Regions from separate parts of the Homo sapiens genome. Here all the other regions are linked to region 1. Evidence: chromatin contacts called from ENCODE Hi-C data. All regions are on one chromosome and are shown on one strand. Each heading gives the region's core, a stretch centred on a gene start or an enhancer-like site at or near the end of the contact. The rest is flanking DNA. Distances are from core to core; before and after follow the strand shown. Region 1 overlaps CSNK1G1 (casein kinase 1 gamma 1). Region 2 has its middle 9.5 kb from the start of MIR422A. Region 3 overlaps ZNF609 (zinc finger protein 609).

Evidence for each region. A loop is a pair of places that touch in the nucleus more often than their neighbours do. Pooled maps may share reads with other maps.
Region 2: a loop to region 1 is called in a map with no recorded cell type, with 5 times the contacts of the local background. The contact joins two enhancer-like sites. A Hi-C loop is called at or near these places in 4 of 37 single-sample maps with no recorded cell type and 3 of 50 pooled maps.
Region 3: a pooled map shows a loop between it and region 1 (7-fold over the local background). The contact joins two enhancer-like sites. A Hi-C loop is called at or near these places in 7 of 37 single-sample maps with no recorded cell type and 9 of 50 pooled maps.

Annotation. Positions count from the first base shown.
Region 1 is chr15:64,244,145-64,248,915 of GRCh38, forward strand. The region is part of intron 4 of CSNK1G1 (casein kinase 1 gamma 1); the gene reads right to left. Among named protein-coding and RNA genes, the nearest start is that of PPIB, 84 kb to the left of the region's middle. RefSeq lists enhancers at 1,835-2,335, 2,336-2,836, 2,957-3,016, 3,906-4,200. Within about 2 kb of position 2,772, at least 6 of the 41 ENCODE cell types and tissues checked have a DNase peak (open chromatin) inside an H3K27ac peak, as active enhancers do.
Region 2 is chr15:63,878,075-63,882,885 of GRCh38, forward strand. No RefSeq gene overlaps it. Among named protein-coding and RNA genes, the nearest start is that of MIR422A, 9.5 kb to the left of the region's middle. RefSeq lists an enhancer at 820-1,715. Within about 2 kb of position 3,562, at least 2 of the 41 ENCODE cell types and tissues checked have a DNase peak (open chromatin) inside an H3K27ac peak, as active enhancers do.
Region 3 is chr15:64,621,277-64,625,569 of GRCh38, forward strand. It overlaps ZNF609 (zinc finger protein 609), which reads left to right. Exons shown (of 10, transcript NM_015042.2): 3 at 1,551-1,776. The region is part of intron 3 of LOC101930091 (a long non-coding RNA gene); the gene reads right to left. Among named protein-coding and RNA genes, the nearest start is that of OAZ2, 80 kb to the right of the region's middle. RefSeq lists an enhancer at 1,373-1,452. Within about 2 kb of position 1,560, at least 7 of the 41 ENCODE cell types and tissues checked have a DNase peak (open chromatin) inside an H3K27ac peak, as active enhancers do.

The sequences.
Region 1 (4,771 bases), core at 1,522-4,021:
GGCGACAGAGCGAGACTCTGTCTCAAAAAATAAAAATAAAATAAGAAATAAATAAATTAGTAGCATCTCTACATCCCAATAACAAACTAGTGGAAAAAAATCAAGAAAGTAATTCCATTTACAATAGCTACAAAAAAAATACCTAGGAATAAATTCAACCAAGGATATGAAAGAGCTCTACAAGGGAAACTGTAAAACACTGGTGAAGGAAACTGAAAAATTAAAAAAAAAAAAAAAAAAGAGTGTGGGCCGGGGGGAGACATCCCTTGTTCATAGATTGGAAGAATATTGTAAAAATATTAATAATACCAAAAGCAATCTATAGCTTCAACACAATCCATATCAAAATACCTAAGACATTCTTCACAGAAATAGAAAAAACAATCCTAAAATTCTTATGAAATCACAGAAGACTCTGAATAGCCAAAGCAATCCTGAGCAAAAAGAACAAAGCAAGGCCAGGCATAATGGCTCACACCTGTAATCCCAGCACTTTGGGAGGCTGAGGCAGGTGGATCACTGGAGTCCAGGAGTTTGATGCCTGCCTGTGTAACATGGCAAAACCCCACCTCTACAAAAAATTAGCAGGGCGTGGTGAGGGAGGCTGAGGCTGTAGTGAGCCGTGATCACATCACTGCACTACAGCCTGGGTAACAGAGTAAGACCCTGTATCAAGGCGGGGAAAAAAAAACAACACAGCTGGAGGCATCACCCACTAATCACGCACTACCTGATGTCAAAATATACTACAAAGCTACAGTAACCAAACAGCATGTTACTGGCATAAACAGACAAAGAGACCAAGGGAAGAGAGGAGAGAACCCAGAAATAAACCCACATATTTGGAACCAGCTAATTTTCAACAAAGGTGCCAAGAACATTCAGTAGGGAAAGGATGGTCTGTTTAGAGAAATGAAACTAGACCCCTATCTCTAACTATACAAAAAAAAACAAATCAAAATGGATTAAAGACTTAGATGTAAGACCTGAAACTATGAAACTACTAGAATAAAACATTGGGGAAATGCTTCATGACATTGGTCTGGGCAAAATCTTTCAGGTAAGACCTCAAAAACACAGGCAACAGAAGCAAAAATAAACAAATGGAATTTCAGCAAGCTAAGAAGCTCCTGCACAGCAAAGGAAACAACTGAGTGAAGAGACAACCAGTAGAATAAGAGAAAATATAATATATGCAAACCATGTATCTAATAAGGGATTAATTAATAGCCAGGATATATATGCAATTCAAACAACTCAATAGCAAAAAATAGTAAAAATAATAATCTGATTTAAAAATGGGCAAATGATCTTCACAGCCATTATCAAAATCAGTTTATCAAAAACATGTGTGTACGTCCATGTTTATTACAGCTCTATTCATAATAGCAAAGATATGCAATTAACCTAAGTGTCCATTAACAGATAAAGGACAAAAAAATGTGGTACATATACACACAAGGAAATACTATTCACCCATAAAAAAGAATGAAATTCACACCTGTAAGCCCAGCTCTCAGAGAGGCGAGGTGGGAGGATAGTTTGAGCCCAGGAGTTTGAGACCTGACTGGGCAGTATAGCGAGACCCCGGTTCTCCACAAAAAGGAAAAAAAAAAAAGACACACACACAAAAAAAGAATGAAATTCTGTCATTTGCAGCAACACAGATGGAACTGGAGGCCTTTATAATAACTGAAATAAGGTAGGCAGGGAAAGACAAATATCACATGTTCTCGCTCATGTGAAAACTTAAAAAGTTGATCTCATATAGAATGATGGTTACCAGAGGCTGGGAATGGTTGGGTGTGGGGAGGATGAAGAGAGCTTGGTTAATGGGTACAAACATACAGTTAGAAGCAATAAATTCTAGTGTTGATAGCACAGCAGAGTGACTATAGTTAACAATAATTTATTGTATATTTCAAAATAGCCAGAAGAGTAGATTTGAAATGTTCCCAACACAAAGAAATGGTAAATGTTTGAGGTAATGAGTAGCTTAACCACCCTGACTTGATAATTACACATAGATATGCATGTATCAAAATATCACATATATCCCATAAATAGGTATATTATGTATCAATTTTAAAAATGAACCGCCTACTAGGTATTTAACAAGTTAACTGGCTTTCTCTGCCCAATGAGATTTTGTTTTGACTACTGCATTTGTGAAGTTTCAACTGGGGTCTTGTTAAGGCTGGACACAGTGGTTCATGCCTGTGATCCCAGCACTTTGGGCAGCCAAGGTGAGAGGATCACCTGGGGCCAAGAGTTCAAGACCAGCCTGGTCAACATAGTGAGACTCCATCCCTACAAAAAACTAAAAATATTAGCCAGCTATGGTGCATTGCGCCTGTAGTCCCAGCTACTTGGGAGGCTGAGGCGGGAGGATGACTAGAGCCAAAGAATTTGAGGCTGCAGCAAGCTACGATTGCACCACTACACTCTAGCCTCAGAATCAGAGCAAGAGTCCGTCTCTTTAAAAAAAAAAAAAAGGGGGGGGGGGAGGAATCTTGTCATTTTTTAATTTGAGGATTAGCTTCTCCTTTATAAGAGAGCCAAATCAGAAGAGTCACTAGATTACAATAGCTGCTGGGAAGCCAGGATATGGGAGCCTAGACTTAGAAATTTCAGGTTATGTCAGAGACCTCCATTTTCCTGTCATTTACTGCAAAGAATCCTATTATCCTGCCGTTTACCTACCCTCTAAACCCTCAATCCTCTTTCATTTGCTCTGGTCCTTGCTGACTCATCCCCTCCCTCCCTTTTTCCTCCCACTTCAGCTGCATGCTTGGTTCTGGCTTATTCATCTTCTAGTCAATTAACGAACATATACCACGCTGTTGTCATGTGGTCAGCTATGGAGTCATTCTCATACTGTCACTCTTCCTAATACGGATCTGTTTCGGCCACAGACTCTTTCATATCTCTGCCCCAAACCTCTCATCCACCAAATCTTGTTCCTGTGTGCTAGAATACAAGCAAAACTGAGAGCTATGCTGGAAAAAAGATTTATGGATTGGAAAATTTTTAAATTGATAATGTATGTATCTTCCTAAGTAAAAGACCCTAAGGAAATACTGAAACCTAAAATCATTCCCATAAAAAGAAAAGAAATTAAAACTTGCCTATGGTGACCATAATACAATTAACATAACATTGATGATTGAAGAAAATAAGAAAAATAGTTATAAGATTTTACAATTTGGTTTCTATAAGAAATGAAAAAATGATAGCTAACAGGAAAATAAAATGCTTATTCTCAGTTTCAAGGTTCTCATGGTCCCCTTTACTTTCTTCCCTGATTATCTTGGAGATATCAATTCTTAAGCATTAAGTCTTGAAAATCTTGGTGGTAAAACTGTAATCAAGAAACAAAGCTTGAAAAGTGTGACCACTCACTAGAAAACAAAGTGGAATGGAAGAGAAAGAGTTAGAGATCACACAAGGAAAAGCAGAGACAATGTGGAAGACCTCCAACCAGAACCACATTCACAATTACCCAGTGCTGTCATTTTTGTTCTATCTCTACATAATTAGAGAATTGGTATGAATTTCTAGATCAGGTCATCAATGTGAAACTGGGGTCCAAAAGGCCAAGGTAATGATTAAGAGTTGGGTACTGAAGAAAATGGTCATAGTCCCAGGACAACAAAAAGTTCCTATTTTAGGAATTTAATGTCTCAAGCTCTGGATATCACAGCAATAGGTATTCTTTAAATTCATAATCAATCATTTTTCCCAAATAATTTCATACATTTATAAGCAATGATTAATTCACTGAACAAACCTAAGTCACAATGGGCTTTTTGTTTAAGTATTCATTGTCAGGAAATCCAAATATTTTATAATTCACTGGACAGTAATGAACAATGACAGACAAAACACTAGTGAGTAAAAACACTAATTATGTTACTGTGGTCTTTGTGTGGCTTTGGCACAAAAGGTTGTTTATTTACAATGCTGCAACATCACCTTGGTAATCAAAAGAGTGGCATATGCGCACTGGCTGCTCAAACATTAACTACCAATGAGTCATACTTGCAGCTGAGAACTTACTCTGAAAAAATAGGGGGAGGAATGCTGTGCCTCTAAGTTAAAAACAAGCTCTGGTGTTCATGCTCACATTTACAAGGACACATGGTGAAATCTTGTCTATTTTCTTGTCAATTGATCTTCTTTCAAAATAAATTTCCTTTTTTTAACCATCACAAGGAATATTTTTATTAATAACATTGGTAAAAATCTAAAAAGGCAAGCTTATTAAATCTTTCTAACTTCTTTCTGCCACTGAACTACTTGCTGACTGCTATGTGACAGAATGACATCACACCAGGCCTTAAGATACGCTTGAGATACAAGGGTAAAGAAGACACAAGGCTTGTTTTCAAGGAGCTTATAATCTTATGGCAGGGAGTGGGGAGAGTGGGACCAATATGCAATTACAATAAAAAAATAGTCAATGCCTAATCATCAATAGGATAATATAATCAGGATTTTAAAAATATCCCAATGTTCTTCCTCATCTGGACTCTGGAAAAAATAAAATAAAAAATATGGCCAGGCACGGCGGCTCACATCTGTAATCCCAGCACTTAGAGAGGGCGAGGCAGGCAGATCACGAGGTCAGGAGATCAAGACCATCCTGGCCAACATGGTGAAACCCCGTCTCTACTAAAAAAATACAAAAAATTGGCCAGGCGTGGTGGCTCACGCCTGTAATCCCAGCACTTTGGGAGGCCGAGGCAGGCGGATCACGAGGTCAGGAGAT
Region 2 (4,811 bases), core at 2,312-4,811, 370 kb before region 1:
AAGCATCCAGGGGAACACTTGTTTCTGCCTTAGGGTGTAGTGGGGCATGAGCAAGCGGTTGGTAAGTATTTTCTGATGCCCACAGGTTTCTAGTTTCAACTGAGGCTTTTTTTTTTTTTTTTTTTTTTTTTTTTTTTTTGCGATGGAGTCTTGTTCTGTTGCCCAGGCTGGAGTGCAGTGGCATGATCCCGGCTCACTGCAACCTCTACCTCCTGGGTTCAAGCGATTATCCTGCCTCAGCCTCCTGAGTAGCTGAGATTACAAGTGCATGCCACCACGCCCGGCTAATTTTTGTATTTTTAGTAGAGACCGGGTTCCACCATGTTGGGCAGGCTGGTCTCAAACTCCTGACCTCAAGTGATCCGCCCTCCTCGGCCTCCCAAAGTGCTGGGATTACAGGCATGAGCCACCTTGCCCGCCTATCTGAGGCATTCTTCTTAGCAGAAATGGAGCAGAGGGTAGCTTCCATTCCTGCAGTAAAGCTAGCCTGGGTGCTTCTGGCAGGAACCTGGGAAGCCCGTGGAGCCAGGCTGCATTCCCAATTCAGACAGTTTCAGCAAGAGAACCCCAGGGAGGTTGGAGAGAGGGGCACAGAATGACCAGATCAATGGCTGAAGTTACTCACCTAAGCAAAGTGCAGGACTCAGAGATGGAAGGCCTGTGTCTTAGTAGTTGTGTGGCCTCAGTTTTCTCATCGGTAAAATGGTCATGGAACTGTGTGCCCATTGAACACTCTCTTCCGACACAGGGTTGTTGTGAGGATGGTGAAGTAATAAGCAGGAAAGAGCGATGGCACTGCAGGGAGCACTTACCCTCAGAATCCCAAGAGGCCGTGTCCTCCTGGGTCAAGCGGAGGAGGCAGGACATGCAGGTCCCCACTCTCCAAGCCAAAGGACAGCAGCAGGGAGAAGGAACCTGGCTTTGGGGAGCTCCGGGTTGGGAGAGGCCAATCCTACAGAATCCCTGACAGCTGGCAGAAAACAGGCTCCAGGCACAGAGTCTCCTCTGATCAGGTTTTTCCCTGAGGAAGGCCCTTTATTTGTGTTTTCCTCCTTAAGTTGATGTTCTAGCCCCAGCTTGTGAAAGGGAAAGAGAGAGAAAGACAGGAAAAAAGAGAGAGGAAGGGAGGGGAGAAGAGGAGAGCAGGAAAGAATAAAAACATCCCACAGTGTGTGGACTGGGGCCATTGCAGGTGGGTGGGAGGGGACATCTGAGAGCATCCGATGGGGCCACTCTGCAGCCAGACTCCCCCAGGAACCAGAAGCCTCAATGCAAACCCAACCATAAAGGCTGGGGAAACCCTGGGCCCAGTGGCTCAGCTGGCAATGATTGTATGCCTCTAGGGTGGGGGTGGGGCACGGGGTAGGCCTTTTGTTCAGCCAAAAGGCCTCCTCCTGCCTCCTCCTTTCACCAAGTCCAGCCTCTCTGCAGGATGAAGAGATGGGAGGGCCAGAGACAGAAAACGTGATAAGAGAGAAAATGCTTTTTTAAAAAAGTGTGTAAAGTATCTTTTTTTTTTTTTTTTTGAGATGTTCTCCCTCTGTCATCCAGGCTGGAGTGCAGTGGTGCAATCTCAGCTCACTGCAACCTCCACCTCCTGAGTTTAAGCAATTCTCCTGCCTCAGCCTCCCGAGTAGCTGGGTTTACAGGCACGTGCCACCAGGCCCAGCTAATTTTTGTATTTTTAATAGAGACGGGGTTTCACTATGTTGGTCAGGCTGATCTTGAACTCCTGACCTCAGGTGATCCACTTGCTTCGGCCTCCCAAAGTCCTGGGGTTACAGGCGTGAGCCACCGTGCCTGGCCTTAAGTATGTGAAGTATCTTGCACAGTGTCTGGCACATATGAGGTAACAAATATGACCAAGTTTGCCCCGAGAATTAGTGACAGGGCCAGGACTAGAGCCCAGGTCTCTGGACTCTATGTCCCAGACATGATTCTTTGATCTCTTGTTGGTAGCAGGGTGCAGCTAGTGTCCAAACTAATGCTTGGTGATGAGGACAGTGGCTGGTTGAGTCCATAGGGGACCTGCCAGGCACACCCTCCCTCAGGATTCTGGTTGCCAAGGCTGCCTCTTACTGAGGCCTGAGCACAATGCATTCACTCTCCCCTGGGCCAGGAGCAACTCTGCACAGGCAGGGGCGGGCTCCCTAGGGCCAGCCCCCAACCAGGCTCCAGGAATGCTGAGGGAGTACACCAAGAGAAGGCTAGCCTAGAGGCAGCTCCCAAGATGCTCATCCCAGGGACCCAGATCTCAACAGCTGTGCCCTCAGAGTCAGTAGGGACAAATGGACCTCTTCAGAGAGCTACCCTTGTGGGGCCTGGGCCCCCAACAGCACACCTGGGGACCCCAATCCTAGGCAAAACTTGAGAGGACACTGGGGGACCCAAGTAACAGCCTGTGAGGGTCCCTTGCCCAGTTGGGAAGCCTCACTCTACATTTTTCCTTCCTGTATATAATTCTTTCATCTCTAAATACCATCCACTGAGAGGCTTTTATTTCCTTAGTTTGTACAACCATTTAAGGATGGAGATTATGACTTCTTCAGCACAATCCAAGCACCTTAGCACAGAGCTGAGATGCACGGTATTTAGAAAATGGGTTAAGTTGAAAGGAAAGAAATCGAGTTGGATTCCTTGGGGGTTCTCAAAGGTACTTGGAAGTTCACAGAACCAAAATGAGCAAGGAGAGTTTCTACGTCTTGATGCACCTGCCAATACAGATTTCAGTACTTTATTTATTTATTTATTTATTAATCTATTTATTGAGACAGAGTCTTGTTCTGTCACCCAAGCTGGAGCACTGTGGTGCAAATATCACTCACTGTAGCCTTGACCTCGTGGGCTCTTGGGAACTTTCCAGTGAGACTTAGAAGGAAATGCCTCAGCTTTAGGGGAAATTCCCAAGAGAAACAGTTCAGTTAAACTACTTTCTACGGTCCGAGGCCATCGCATGGTCATGACTGGCTGTGAGGGAGATAGAGAAAGGTGAGACTTGGGTCCACATCTTGGAGCCCCCTGGGAAAGAGGATATTATTAACCTATATTAGAATTCTAGTGTGAATGAGTTCCCCTACTCATTTTTCCCAGAAGCTAAGGAGAGAGCTTAAGAGGTTACTTTTTTTTTTTTTTTTAGGCAGGGTCTCACTCTGATGCCCACACAGGAGGGCAGTGGCGTGGTCTCAGCTCACTGCAACCTCCGCCTGCCAGGCTCAAGTGATTCTCCCACCTCAGCCTCCCAAGTAGCTGGGATTACAGGCTGCCATGCCCAGCTAATTTCTGTATTTTTAGTAGGGACAGGGTTTCACCATGTTGACCAGGCTGGTCTCAAACTCCTGACCTCAAATGATCCACCTGCCTCAGCCTTCTAAAGTGCTGGGATTGCAGGCAGGAGCCACTGTGCCCGGCCCAGAGGTTACAATTTGAATTGCAGACGTGTGTGAAAAATCAGGCCTTGGTGATGACCTTGAGCCGCAGGATATAAATAACTCCCACCTGCTTAGCATTCCAATAATGGAACACTAGGCATAAGACCTTCTGGTGGGCAGGTACCCATCTGGGAGGCTGCAACAGATTGTGGTTTCAAACACTATTTCTTCCATTTGCCAGCTGAGTGATCTAAGACGAATAATCTGCCCCTTTGAGTCTCAGCTTCCTCATCCCCAAAGTGGGGAAGTGAAAAGTGCGAGGTTGTTTAGACACGGATGGAACTGCCTGAGTGAAGACACTTGGCATGCAATAGGTGCTGGGCCATCCTACTTGCCAGCCTGCTTTTGTAGGGCAAAGAGGTGTAGTACCTTTTCCTCACCCATTCCAAGGTCCATGGCCAATACCCCCATGACAAAAAACAGATTAACGAGAGAAAAGCATAACACATTTATTTAATCTAAGTTTTACGTGATGCGAGAGGCTTCAGAAATGAAGATCCAGAGACAAAGGGAAAACTGTGTATTTTTAAGCTTAGGTCCAATAAAGAACAGACAGCCATGTAGAAATGTGATTGGAAAGAGGGTGTGCTCTAATGGTGATAGACTGAAGGCAGAACACAGCAAGGCCTCTTGTTCAGCTTCTCTACGGCCTCTCTGTGTAGCGTTCTTTCCTTCCTGAGTAAGGGGCAGGACCCCTGTCGTATGAGGGTCTTCCAGGGAGATGGGAAGAGGTTAGAGAGTGACATTTCTAGGTTTCGTGGCTTGCACTGGGGAGAGGAGTTCTAGTTTCTATGACCTCTTTCAGGGGCAATACTGGGTAAGGAGAAAGGAGGGAAAGAAAAAGGAAGGCAGGAGAGGATCAGCAAGACTTGCTTTTGAGGCCCTTCCCATCCCTTCCAGTCCAAATAACTCAGAGTGCTAGAGTGCCATATTTTGGGATATTGTGTTCTGAGCCCCAATATTTGCTTGGGTTTTTTTTTTTTGTCCCTCCCTTCCTTCCTTTCTTCCTTCCTCCCTTCCTTCCTCCCTCCCTCAGGCCTGGCAGGCTGAGGAGGCTGCCCCTGCCATAGCTGCTCCACAGCAAGGCCTAGAGAGTAGCCACTGCACCAAGAGCCTTGGGCCAAGCTCTGAGCACCCTGGCTAATACCAAAGCTGGAGCCTAGAGCAGGGTTCCCAGAAGGTTATCTGGGGCTGGCTTTGACCACATTGGCTACAGCATGGCCTGTGGGTAGACATGCTCTGAACAGCTGAGGCTGACCTGAACGTTGGCATCATCAGCAGAATCATCTTCACCAAGCAGGGTTTGAACTTGAGGTCAGTGACCCCAGGCAGTGTGGGGAGAGGGTTCTTCACCTGGCTGTGCCCCATGGATGGACAGCTAGG
Region 3 (4,293 bases), core at 310-2,809, 380 kb after region 1:
AGCATAATAGACTTTGTCAGCCTCATAAATTCTGGGATTTAAAGAGTTAAAGGATCACTGCCCACTTCATTTCATTCTTTTTTTTTTTTTTGAGATAGGATTTCACTCTGTCACCCAGACTGGAGTACAGTGGTGCAATCATAGCTCACTGTAGCCTCAACCTCCTGGGCTCAAGTGGTCCTCCCACCTCCGCTTCTGGAGTAGCTGAGAATACAGGCATATGCCACCACACACAGATACCTTTTTTATTTTTGTTTTTTATAGAGGTGGGGTCTTGCTATGTTACCCAGGCTAGTCTTGAACTCTTGGCTACACGTGATCTTCCTCCATAGGCCTCCCAAAACATTAGGACTACAGGCATGAGCCATTGCACCTGACCCATCACAACTTTTATGTTGTCTCTAGATGGGTTGCATTCTTCTTGGAACCTAACTAATTACATTCTTGTGAGAGGTTCTAGTTTCTGGTTTTGGAAGCAAATTGCTTCTTTCTTTTTTTTTTTTTTTTGAGACGATCTCAGCTCACTGCAACCTCTGCCTCCCAGGTTCAAGCGATTCTGCTGCCTCAGCCTCCTGGATAGCTGGGATTACAGGCGCCCACCACTACGCCCGGCTAATTTTTGTATTTTTAGTAGAGATGGGGTTTCACCATGTTAGTCAGGCTGGTCTCGAACTCCTGACCTCAGGTGATCTGCCCACCTCGGCCTCCCAAAGTGCTGGGATTACAAGTGTGAGCCACCGTGCCTAGCCATGTTTGACTATTTCTATCTATGTGTACATAATCAACAACATCTTCAGACTGCTGTTGATTGGCTTCTGGGTGGCAACAGCACCTCCTGTTTCTTATAGATAAATTTGATGTTAGAATTATATTCCAAGATGCCATTCTCATTAAACAACCACTGTTACATGTTACAGTTTCTAAGGGTTAGAAATTCCCACCAGGTTAATCCCAGCCCTGCTATAACTTTATTCCTTCTAGCCAAAGATGTATTAAAGCACCTAGGATCATTAGGAATCATGGCATTCCTAGGATTTGGCTATTTCTTCCTCTCTTTATCCCCACCCAAATTCATGGATTTTATGCCAGACTAATGTACTGTTTGCTGAATGATAGATTGGTAGGAAGCATAGTGGTGGTAGCAAAACATACCTCAGATGCTGGGCCTTGTCTTTCTCATCAGTCTGTGTGCTCTGTTACTATTGAAATCTGGCCCTGATTCTCTTTCATTAGAGACTTTTTAATGAGATGAGGAAAAAATAGAACTTTTTAAAAAACATTTTAGCCAAGTGCAGTTTATGAGGAAGATCATTAAGAAGATCATTATACGCTCATTAATAAGAGTTTCTCTTAGCACAGGATGTTCTCATCTAAACCACTAGATTTGTAGTGGTATCATAAGCCAGAACTTGAAAGGAAGAACCAAAGTCTTATTTATAGCCGTCTGCACTCTGGCAGGAATAGATATAGGACTAGATTAAATACAGAAAAGGTATTTCCTCTAAATGTTCTCCCTGCAACTCAGCTACTACTTTTTCTTCCCTCCACAGATGGAGTCCCCTGTTTCCACACCAGCAGTGCTGCCAATACACCTTTTGGTGCCAGTGGTCAACAATGACATCTCATCTCCCTGTGAGCAGATCATGGTTCGTACCCGATCAGTTGGGGTCAACACATGTGATGTGGCTCTGGCCACAGAGCCTGAGTGCTTGGGCCCCTGTGAACCTGGAACTAGCGTCAACCTTGAAGGCATCGTGTGGCAGGAAACAGAAGATGGTAAGTGTGATATGTGGCTTTCCCCTCCCTTCTCAACCTGCTTCTGCAGGGGAGCCACCAGGGACTTATTGTTGTAAATATTACCAAGTGGTTATTAGAGTCTCAAGTGTCCACAGTCTGCGGGAGATACCCACACAGAGGATTTTAGCAGACTTAGCAAAATTTCCCAGCTTCTAGAGATTCTTCCCTTCATAGTATTCAACAGTGTTGATCCTGGTACTTATGATATGCAGTCATGTGATAGGTATTGGCCAGGTAATTCAAACTGTATCTGTACTCTCCATATTTTATATGGGAGAGTTAGATTATAAATTAAATTTGAGGTCAGGCCTGAAGAGAAAAATTAATAAAAGGGCAGCTGAGGGAGTCAAGAGGATGGAGAATAGTCACTCTTAAATTCACTTAATGTTGGCTCATTGCATATGCAGCTCTTGCCTTTTTTAACACCTATAGGTACAGCCAGTTCACTCTTCCCACTGATTGCCTCATTGCCCAGCCACCCACACCGCTTCATGTATCTGTCACTTGGTACAGATTTTATAGGAAATGTTTAGATGGTCTTGTTTTCAGGCATCCACTAAGCAGTTGGCTCACTGTAGGTTGCTGTTGCCCAAGGCATCCAGACTTCTTGCATGTTCCACTTGCCCCTGAGAACGGAATCTATTCTGTTTTGAAAATTTATGAACCTGAAAAAATGGAAGGAAGTGTAAAGAGACTTAATGGGGTATTTCAGATCTTTTGGTAACATCTGGTGGCAATTTGATTTTTGCATATTCTTTTTCTGAAGAATCCAAATCCTTGTCAGAGTATATGTGGTTAGAGAGTCTGGGCCTCAGTCCCATCATGTCTCTGCATCAGTAAACAGACTTTCAAACTGTCCTCACTCTGAGGAGTTTAGAGGCCCAGAGGAGCACAGCTAATCATCTCTGATTATCACAGAGCTATTTTGTCAGTCTGCCCCTAGAAATTCAGGCATTTCATTCTGGTCATTCTAATAAAATCTGTTCCCCTGAATATTTTGTTGTCATTCAGTATTTATTTAAAGTTTACCGTGCAATAGGTGCTGATGTGTTACAGGTTAAGAACTCTGTATTCTTGTCTGTGTCATCATTAGGAATGTAATACATCTTCAGCTTTCAGAATAACGTCGCTAATGAGGTTTTATTGTGTGCCTGAGTGGTAGAAGCTGATGCAGAGAAGGTAGAGAGAGAGTTTAACTCTAGAGGTTGACTCTGGATATGTGTATACAATATACAATCTGAAAATCACAAAGTGGCTATCTGATTTTTAAAATGTCATCTGCTTATGGACAAATGTCTGAACAGTCACAGAGTCTGTTGGAATGACAGACATATCCGGACCATATCTCTGTGCCACCAAGCAACCTTCAAGGCCTCTTACCTCAGTATATTGAAGATAGAATAAATCGATTTCCTGCCTGTTTGTTCTGCTTGCCTTTATGATGGTGACTCTTTTCCAAGAACAAGATGCTTTTTTTATGTGAACCTAACAAAAACTTTGAGAGAGTGAGGCTAATGCTTTCACTCTCCTGAGGACAATGAATACCTTTTTATCTGAGGATCCCTTCCTGCCAGGGCAAAATTAACACATAATTTTTTTTTATTTTTTGTAAATCGTTTGCACTGGAAGACTCTCTGTCAGGTTGTCACAGGCAGCCTATTATTACCAAGTTCCCCTGTTACGTACACTTTTTTTTTTTTTTTTGAGATGGAGTCTCACCCTGTCACCCAGGCTGGAGTACAGTGGTGCGATCTTGGCTCACTGCAACCTCTGCCTCCCAGGTTCAAGCGATTCTTCTCTCTCAGCCTCCTGAGTAGTGGGGACTACAGGCACATACCACCACGCCTGGTCCATTTTTGTATTTTTAGTAGAGATGGGGTTTCACCGTGCTGGCCACGCTGGTCTTGAACTCCTGACCTTGTGATCCACCTGCCTCAACCTCCCAAAGTGCTGGGATTACAGGTGTGAGCTACCACACCCAGCCCAGTTTGTACTCTTAAGGTACTCTATACTTTATTTCATAGCACACATCACAGTTTGCAACTTTGTTTATCATTTTTATGATTTTTCTATTAATGTGTATCTTTTCTACTGTGTTAGAAGTTCTGAGATCAGGCAGTCTGTTTTGCTCATCATTGTATCCAAGGTACTTAACATAGGTGGCATCTGACACCTATAGTAGTAGACTGTCAAAAATACTTGTTTGAGGCCAGGCGTGGTTTATCACCTGAGGTCAGGAGTTCAAGACCAGCCTGGCCCACATAGTGAAACCCTATCTCTACTAAAAATACAAAAAAAAAGCTGGGTATGGTGGCGTGTACCTGTAATCCCAGCTACTTGGGAGGCTGAGGCAGGATAATCACTTGAACCCCGGAGGTGGAGGTTGCAGTGAGCCGAGATCGCACCATTGCACTCTGGCCCAGGCAACAGAGCAAGGCTGTCTCAAAAAAAAGAAAAATATATTTGTTTGAATGAAGGAATGCTTGCATCTATGTC